Linked DNA regions of Mus musculus: all the other regions are linked to region 1. A link is a contact called in ENCODE Hi-C or POLR2A ChIA-PET data. All regions are on one chromosome and are shown on one strand. Each heading gives the region's core, a stretch centred on a gene start or an enhancer-like site at or near the end of the contact. The rest is flanking DNA. Distances are from core to core; before and after follow the strand shown. Region 1 holds the start of Apeh (acylpeptide hydrolase). Region 2 holds the start of Tcta (T cell leukemia translocation altered gene). Region 3 holds the start of Rbm6 (RNA binding motif protein 6).

Evidence for each region. A loop is a pair of places that touch in the nucleus more often than their neighbours do. ChIA-PET counts read pairs that join two places held with the same protein, here RNA polymerase II (POLR2A).
Region 2: POLR2A ChIA-PET joins it to region 1 with 19 read pairs in Patski. The contact joins the promoter of Tcta here to the promoter of Apeh in region 1. A Hi-C loop is called at or near these places in 1 of 37 maps with a recorded cell type or tissue (gastrocnemius). POLR2A ChIA-PET finds 5 or more read pairs at or near these places in 3 of 5 experiments (Patski and embryonic stem cell).
Region 3: POLR2A ChIA-PET joins it to region 1 with 10 read pairs in embryonic stem cell. The contact joins the promoter of Rbm6 here to the promoter of Apeh in region 1. POLR2A ChIA-PET finds 5 or more read pairs at or near these places in 2 of 5 experiments (Patski and embryonic stem cell).

The regions. Positions count from the first base shown.
Region 1 is chr9:108,092,974-108,095,762 of GRCm38, reverse strand. It overlaps Apeh (acylpeptide hydrolase), which reads left to right and starts at 1,283. Exons shown (of 22, transcript NM_146226.2): 1 at 1,283-1,328; 2 at 1,404-1,536; 3 at 2,015-2,141; 4 at 2,689-2,782. The coding sequence starts at 1,317.
Region 2 is chr9:108,304,485-108,307,411 of GRCm38, reverse strand. Tcta (T cell leukemia translocation altered gene) reads left to right here and starts at 1,253. Exons shown (of 3, transcript NM_001311156.1): 1 at 1,253-1,690; 2 at 2,032-2,086. The coding sequence starts at 1,468. It overlaps Rhoa (ras homolog family member A), which reads right to left and starts at 1,252. Exons shown (of 6, transcript NM_016802.5): 1 at 859-1,252.
Region 3 is chr9:107,871,152-107,874,085 of GRCm38, reverse strand. Rbm6 (RNA binding motif protein 6) reads left to right here and starts at 1,267. Exons shown (of 21, transcript NM_011251.3): 1 at 1,267-1,437.

The DNA of each region.
Region 1 (2,789 bases), core at 34-2,533:
TGCTATCAAACAAGCTTTACATCTGCCTACCTTGTTCGAAACTCCCCCCCCCCCCCCAGTCCCCCATGGCTGAGACTTTAATCCTTAGTATAGTCAAGAATAGTTCAAGCTGGATATCATAGCCCACACATTTAATCCCAGCTCTTGGGAGACAGAGATAGGTGGGTCTCTGTGAGTTTGAGGCCAGAACTACGTAGAGAAACTAAACAAATATAAGTTAAGCAGCACTAGAAAATAAGAAACAGAGATTAAAGAGTATCAATTTTGCCTCAAGTAAGAAAGAAAGCACTCATTCAAGGGGGCCCATAGCTGGTCTAAAAGACCAGCCACTCTCAAGCTATATGGAGGAGGGGGAGATACCTACTGTTGCCCAACCACTCTTGCTCTCTGCTGTCACCTAAGTCAACCTAGTCCTGTGTCGTGTGCAGGAGACTGTCTGCCTAGGCTCTTCTTTCCACAGCACGCTCGCTGCTCTTAGGTGAAGTCTGACCCTCCACATCGGCCCTTGGAGTAGGTTGAGACCCAGTCGGCTCACGATCCGCAGCAAGGAGCTTCTGAGAAGGGCGGGTTAAGGCTGTGGCAACAGATAGCTTTAGGGGCAAGTCTGGTGATTGATAAGCCAGGGTAGCACCCAGAGAGTTCAGCACCGCCCTTTGCCCGGCGCCCCAGGGCTCCACCCGGGAACCTAAGTTTCCCACTCCTAATCGCCTGGCTTGCAGTAGATGGGGAGAGCGCTGAAAGAGATCCCTGCGACTGAGGCGCCCCGCAACATTCCGCTTTCACAGACCCGCTAGTCTCTGTATTCGGTTCCCACCCGTCCCCGCCCCCGCCCCCGCCCCCTCATCCTTAAGGATCATTAGTGTTCCTCCGAAGCCCCACCCTTCGAACGCTCAGGGCTTTCTCTCTGATCCCGCAGCTTTCAGCTCACAGTCGGCTGGAGTCCAATCCTACTTCCTTCACTCCTCCCAGACCTGCCCTGTCTCTGAACACCGGCTCTGTATTCTGCTGCTATACGTCCGCCCTCACTCCTCGGAGCCTCCCCTCTCTAAAAATCCCAGGACTCGACTCCCTGATTCTGCCTCCCACTTGCCTAGTCTTCGACTGAATTTTTGTTTCCCGCTCCTCCCCTCCGGGCGGCTCCTTCGTAGGCCCCGCCTTCTTACTATCCAGGCCCCGCCCCCTGCCGACTGGCCGGAGCTTATACAGGGCCCTGCGGGTCCCAGGTCGCCACTGAGTGTAGCGGAAACTGGGGACCGCCTTAGGCCCCGCCCCCGGAGCTTCACTTCCGGGACTTAGCTGCTACCGAAAGACCGACTATGGAGCGTCAGGTGAGGGCTCGGCCCGTGGCCCCCGTGGCCTCCGTAGCCCGGGCTGAGCCTGACCCTGGTGTGTCCCCTGCGCAGGTGCTGCTGAGTGAGCCCCAGGAGGCGGCAGCGCTGTACCGGGGCCTTAGCCGCCAGCCTTCGCTGAGCGCCGCCTGCCTGGGCCCGGAGGTCACCACGCAGTATGGGGGCCTCTATCGGACTGTGCACACTGGTGTGTAGACCGAGGGAACTGGGTGGCGACGGGCCGTGCATCCAGGTGGAGAGATGGGGACTGTGGAGGGCACGCTGCTTGACACGGGTTTGGGGAGGAAACCCAACTGTAGTTCCTGCGCACAGGTGTTTTGGGGGCTGCACTAGCCTTACTGATAAATAATTCCGTAAATGAGTTGAAGGTGTGGGAGTAAAATTCAGACCTGAGTGCAAGGTGTGGGCCTCGCAGGACTCTCCGGCCCTTACATTCTACAACCCAACAACAGCTATGTTGCCCTTAAAATTCTGTGGTTGGTAGTGGGTTCTCTCTGACCGTCAGCTCAGGCTCTGGGAGCCTAGGCTTAGGTTATATTAAGTGAAGTGTTGTCCAGGCTATACTCAGGCTGTCCGGAGACAGACTGGGAAAGATAGGCCTTGATTGGTGGGCAGTGGTCCAAACTGGCCCAGACAAGTTGAGCAGCCCCCTGCCTCCCTTGCAGAGTGGACTCAGAGGGACTTGGATCGAATGGAGAACATCCGATTCTGCCGCCAGTACCTAGTGTTCCATGATGGAGACTCGGTGGTGTTTGCCGGGCCTGCGGGCAACAGTGTGGAAACCCGGGGGGAGTAAGTGTGACAGGAGCAGTCTGTAGACAAGACCGCAGCCACCTGCCTTGCTAGCCTTTCATAAATGTCGCCATGTGTCCTTAGGGTGTTGTGCTCTGTGCCTATCCCCTTCAGGGACAACTTTGGGTGGCTTCAGGGGAGCAAAGAGCAAGGTGCCTGACCCCTGAGAGCTTGTCTGGTCTCTGGAGACATGGCCTGATAAATACTAGGAGCTTCTTCTAAACTAGGGCCTAGGTCCCTAGGACTCTGGAGACAGTCGAGTCAGTAACCTAAGGAAGAGAAAAAAGGCCAGCCAGCTTGAGGCTGGGAGTGCTTCATGGGCTGGTATGATTTCAGAGTCCCAGTTAGCTGGGAGATAGCCTCCTGTGCGGCCAATTCTGATTTTATAACGCCAGACCTAAAAGGGCTTATAAAGAAAGGAGAGAGAGACAGACAGACAGACAGAGACAGAGACTCAGCTAAGAGGTTGTGACCAGTAAGGGGGCCAGCACAAGGCTGTTGGGGGGGACGACTTGGCACCTTCCTGACCTGCAACCCCTGTTCTCAGGCTGCTGAGCAGAGAGTCTCCTTCAGGCACCATGAAAGCAGTGCTGCGCAAGGCTGGAGGTGCAGTCTCGGGAGAGGAAAAACAGTTCTTGGAGGTGAGTT
Region 2 (2,927 bases), core at 4-2,503, 210 kb before region 1:
CTAATAGGTCAAAATTTAGTGATGACTATTAGAAAATACAAGTAGAACCAATTCTGGGGCAAAAAAGAAAAAAAATGGTGTCAAATTTTCCACTATCAGCTACTAAACATGAACTTTTTTTTTTTTAAATCAACTTGCCTGCAAAAAATGCAATTTTACGAAACCGACCTGAAAAGGGGAACCCATCAGTGATTCTTAATTGAAGTAATAACTTTAAGCAGAAATGCATCTATTTTGATGCAACCTCGCCAAATTATTATGTGTTTTTTCGACTGGAAAATACCTTCCCCCATAGAGTCATAACCGCTAAGATTTCAAAACAATCTTTTACTTACACAATCTCCAATAATACGGCACTCAAAACAGAAAATCCACCCAAACCCTCACTGTCTTCACCCGGTATAGAACGGGATTAATAATCCACGTTCAATGCAAAAGGCAAAATGGAGTTGTAAAAGAGTTTCTTGCCTAGTCCAACTCCCGACAGCCACACGCGCTTCGCAGTGGCAGGCTACCCCAGCGCGGTCGCGGACCGGCCGGGAGCCCCCGCCCAGCCCGGCGCAACCCTGAGAGGAAGCGACGAGGAGGGCGGGCGGCTAGGGCTCCACCAGGCCCGGCCGGGCGGGGGAAGGGGGACTGGAGGCGGCGGGGCGCGCTTCCGGGGACTGCGCGGGCGGGGCCGCCGCCTCGGGCGCGGGGCCCCAGGTCAGGGGCCGGGGCGAGGGGCTGCGGGCCGAGAGCAGCAGGTGGGGCGCGACCGCGGGCAGGCGACGGGCCGGAGGCCGGAAAAGTGCTTGCCGATCAGCCGACCAGCCGGGCCCGGAGCCGAGGCGGCTGGAGGGAAATGCTCCTGCTCACCTCAAGGCGAGGACTCCGAGTCCGGCCTCTTCGCGCTGAGGACGCTTGTCCGCGAGTCCGCGAGCTCCGAGCCAAGGACGGGCAGCTCCGTGGGAGACGGCGGGCTATGGAGAGAACCGACGGAGGACCGCGGGCGGCGGGCGGGGAGCGCGAGCGAACGAGGGCGGGCGGTGGCGGGAGGGCGGGGAGCGACGTGCGCGGCCCCGAGCGCCCTGCGGGCTCGAGCTGGCGCCAGTCGCGGCCCCGCGCACGCGCGCACACTCTCAGTTCAGCCACGATTGCTCAAGAACGCATCCACGCCCTGAGAGCTAGACGCTTAACCAATCATGGCAGACGCGTGGAGCATGACGGGAACACCGGGGCTATAAAAGAGCGAGTTGCTATTTTATCCTCACCGAATCACTCATCCTTTAAGCAAGCAGGGTGGGGCTGGGTGCGCCTGCGCGGTTTTAAAAACCCCTCCCCAAACTGCCAACACTTCGCGCAAGCGAAGTAGATCTTCCTTGCCTTGTATTACGCGTGCGCACTGACAGGCCTAACCCCGGAAGACCATACGCTTGCGCAGTAAGAACTACGGTGACAGTACTCCCGGTGGGGCGCTGGCCAGTCATGGCGGAGCCTTGGGCCGGGCAGTTTCTGCAAGCTTTGCCCGCCACGGTGCTCGGAGCGCTGGGCACCCTGGGCAGCGACTTTCTGCGGGAGTGGGAGACACAAGACATGCGAGTGACTCTCTTCAAGCTGCTCCTGCTGTGGTTGGTGTTAAGTCTCCTGGGCATCCAGCTGGCCTGGGGGTTCTACGGGAACACAGTGACCGGGTTGTATCACCGTCCAGGTGAGGCTCCCTACGAACCTCCTTGGCCCGGCTGTCCCTACCACCACCATACTGTACCATTGGGTTCTCCTGTGTCCACATAGACTACCACTGGTCCTCCAGGAGCCTCACTGTACCCAGACTTACAACCCCGTACCATTTTACACCACAAGCCCCTCATGCCCATCATCACGTTGTTAACTGTTTCTCAAAACCCTTCCTGGACAATACCACTAGTCCCTAGTATCCCAGCCTCAATCTCTATTAAACTATACCAGTGGCCCCTGACCTGACCTGGGCTATTGCCTGCTCAGATCCCCACCCTCAGCCTCCTGCAGCTATGGGTGTGTTCCTGCCTCCAGGTCTGGGTGGCCAGAATGGATCCACACCTGATGGCTCCACACATTTCTCTTCATGGTGAGTAAATCTCTGTCTATCCCAACCCCATGCTTGACAGGCAGAGAACTCTCAGCATGTGAGTGCACCAGCTTAGTGGCTGTGCAAGAATCCTTCAAGGCTAATGGTAGAGCTCAGGATTCCAGTTGGGGGTTCCCAGTGGCTTTAGAGCCTCTCATCAGCATGTTCAGTGGGGATGGATGGTGGTGTTACCTTAATTTCAGAAAGGTGATGTGCCAGGTCTATTGAAAACAAATCCCTTGGTTGGGAAGTCTTTCTTTAGGAAGGCAAGAACATCTATTCTAGGCAAGTACTGTACCACTGGAGCTATAACCCCCAGCCTAACAGTCTCTATTCTTAGCATACGACCTCATCAAGTCAACCTCCTAATCTCTAAAAACAACAGCTTACTTATCAGGACATTTCATTCAGCTAATCTCTGAGCTTCTACCACACGGCAGAGGTCACAGTACACCAGAAAACAAGGACAACTCAGACTCTGCCAGGCAGTGGTGGCGCACACCTTTAATCTGAGCACTTGGGAGGCAGAGGCAGGTGGATTTCTGAGTTCGAGGCTAGCCTGGTCTACAGAGTGTGTTCCAGGACAGCCAGGGCTTCACAGAGAAACCCTGTCTCAAAACACCAAAAAAAAAAAAAAAAAAGAAAAGAAAAGAAAAAGAAATAGATAAAACAAGACCCAGTAGCAAGGGGAAATGTAACTTTAGGAGACTAGATCAGGCTGTGATGGTGAACTTGGAGCACAAGGGCAGAAGGAACAGTTGAGGGGCTGATTCAGCAGGACAGTTGCCTGATCTAATTTGCCTTTATAAGCTTCTTCTTATGGCAAGTCGACAAAGGGCTT
Region 3 (2,934 bases), core at 18-2,517, 220 kb after region 1:
TTGCCTACACCCACAGTGACACACCTACTCCAACAGGGTCACAACTTCTAATAGTGCCACTCCCTGAGCTGAGCATATGCAAACCATCACACAGGGGTTCCTTTTTGTAGCCCAGACTGTACTAGAACTCACTCTGTAGAACAGGCTTGCCTTGAACTCAAAGGTACATCTGTTTCTGCCTCTGGAGTGGAGGGATTAAAGTATTGCACCATCACTTCCTGTCTCCATGCCCAGCTTTTTCCAGTGGGCATTTATGGCAGCAGCATTTATTGATATTTTATTTGTCACATATGTACAGTCCCCTCAGAGGCTAGAAAAGAGCATTGGATCTCTTTGAACTGAAGGAACAGAGGATTGTGAACCGCCACGTAGTTTTTGGGAATTGAACCTCTGGAGAGCAACCAGTGTTTTTAACTGATGAACTGTTTCTCCAAGTGTCTTTCTTTGACCTTGAAGAATCGAATTAGGCTACAATATCATATATCGCCAGGGCATACACACAAGGCACCAGGTGGCTGGGATAAGCAAACCCCTCACAATATAGACAATCTACCTGAGAACTTGGGAGTCAGGTAGATCATTAGCTGGAAGATTCTGGAAGAGGTTGCGTATCAACAGTTACTTTGCTTTCTTTCCGTTAGAATTACGATGTGCAGTTTTTGTGGCGAGTCACGCGTGTCTACATTTATTGCCTAGAGCTAGCGGGACCTGTAGAAACAAGTTTTATTATTTTTTTTTAATGGGTTGAGCTACTGAACCTTTTTACACGGATGATTTCCGCCTGGAGTGTTTGACCAGAAGTCTGTCGGAAGGTAAAAAAGGACGAGTCTTTGGGTCCTAATACTTCAACTCAAGCAGTACTTTTGCATTTATTCTCTGGACTTAGGTAGAAGGGGTCTTATTTATGTAGCCGAAAAGCCAGCAGCCCTTTGCCGTAACGGAATAAGACCGGAAAGATCTCCTCCCATTTTCTGCACCCGAACTGACAATCTCTCTCTTTCCCAAGGGGCAAGGCAGGACCGTCCCCCAGCACCTGGCAGGGTGTGTCACTAGGCTGTCTAAGCCACCCGGACCCCTTGCACACTTGCGAGGAAAACACCAGAGAAGCAGTGACAGCACTGAAGCCAAACCATAACTCCCGGCAGGCCCTGCGGAGAAGCGTGCCTTCTAATTGGGCAGTGGCTAACAGCGTGCCTTTCCATTGGGCAGCAGCTCCACCAGCCGTCAAAGCCGCTGCGCGCAGGGCACGGCGGGAGAGGAGGCCGCGGGATTTGCGGCCGTACTTCATCTCCCGGCGGGCCCAGCGCTGAAGGCGGTGGCGCGACGCCTTTGTGGAAGCCGGAGCCCACCGGGAGGAAGTTCCGGTCTCCGGGACGCTGGGTCCGTGGCGGCCTCTGAGGAGGAGGAGAAGCGGGCCGCGGCGGCTACGCTGCTTTGGTAAGGGCCCAGGCTAGGAGAGAGGGCGTGCCCGAGCTTCTGGGACGGGGTCAGCGGGCCTGGCGGCTCTGGAAATCGCGGGCCCGCGCGGCCTAGCAGCCGTGGCTTCGAAGACACGGGGCGGCCGCGGCCTCGCTCGCTTGCGAAAACAGTCGTGTGTCGCGGGAGGCGCCGCTCGCGGCAGGAACGCCCCGGAACGGTCGCGGGCCCGGGGCGGGGCCCGAGGCGGCTGTAGAATTACCGGTCCCAGCGCGGAGCGGCCAGCTGTGGGGCGAGGGACCCGCGCGTGGCAGCGGTTCTGGCGCTCAGCTCTGTGGTGCTGCAGGAGAGATTTCTTTCTCTTTCCCCTTGTGTTTGTGATCTTGTCCTGAGAGACATCACTAGATACGGAACTCTTGTGCCCTGCAAGTAACCTTGGCCGCCCACCCAGACACCCAACCAGGAAGGTGCGAGAGTTCAGAACCTGGCCCACGGGCCCGTAGAACCGGGAGGTGGGCGAGGGTGACTGGTGGGTTCTGTACCGGTTGGGCGAATGTAGGAGGAGAGTGATGTTCCCACATATTCGTGCTTTAGATTCCTTTTGGCGTTGTTAATAATGTGCTTTTCTTTTAACTTTATAATTGACGTTGAGCTAATGAATTCAAGTGTGGGGTTGCGTTTCTTAATTAAAAACAAAAGGCCTTATTTGTAGAGCACATATACTTGAGGTAGTTTGTATATTTTCTCCTCCCCCTCACCCCCACCCTAGGCATTCTTATTAATTTCAGACTAATTGGATATAAGTTAAGGAGTAGGTTTTTTTTTTTTTCTTTTTTATCCGCTTGATCACCCAGGTCATTTTCTGAACTCTGGATTGTGCCTTAGGATTGTTAGTTTTCAACTTCCTGTTGACTAAATATGTCACAGTTAACATTACTAAGCTTGTGAGAATCAAAGGGGAAAGTGTCAACAGCTAATGACAATGTGGAAAGTAACTTAGCACTAAAATACTAACTTGAGGAAACATAGTGGTTGAATCTACTGCCAGGCTTAGTGGAGTTTAATCCTGAAGTTTAGGAGGATGAGGCAGGAGGATGTCAGGTTTGAAGCGCCCTAAGCTGCATTGAGACCCTAAAAACTTTGAGTCTGAATTTTATTTAGCTCCTTAACTAGTAGTACACTTATATAAATGCTTATCTGCTTATAAAATCTATAGGATTATCTATAGTGTATGTGGTCTATAAGGCAGGTTAGGTAGGACTCAGTTCTCAACCAGCAGAACACCCTTGCTGCTCATTGAATCCAGGGCGCAAGTTATCTACCACTAGGACCAGCCTTCTTTACAGAATTTTCTTATCAGGCTTGAGTTTATTCTTACCTGCAGGTTTTTGTGGCTCTTCACAAGAATTTCTGGTGTGAGAATTATTATTGTCGTCTCCACCTTCCACCCCCCTCACCCCCCACAACATAGGGTCTTTCATAGCCAGGCTGGATTTGAATTAAACTTGCCTTAAAAAA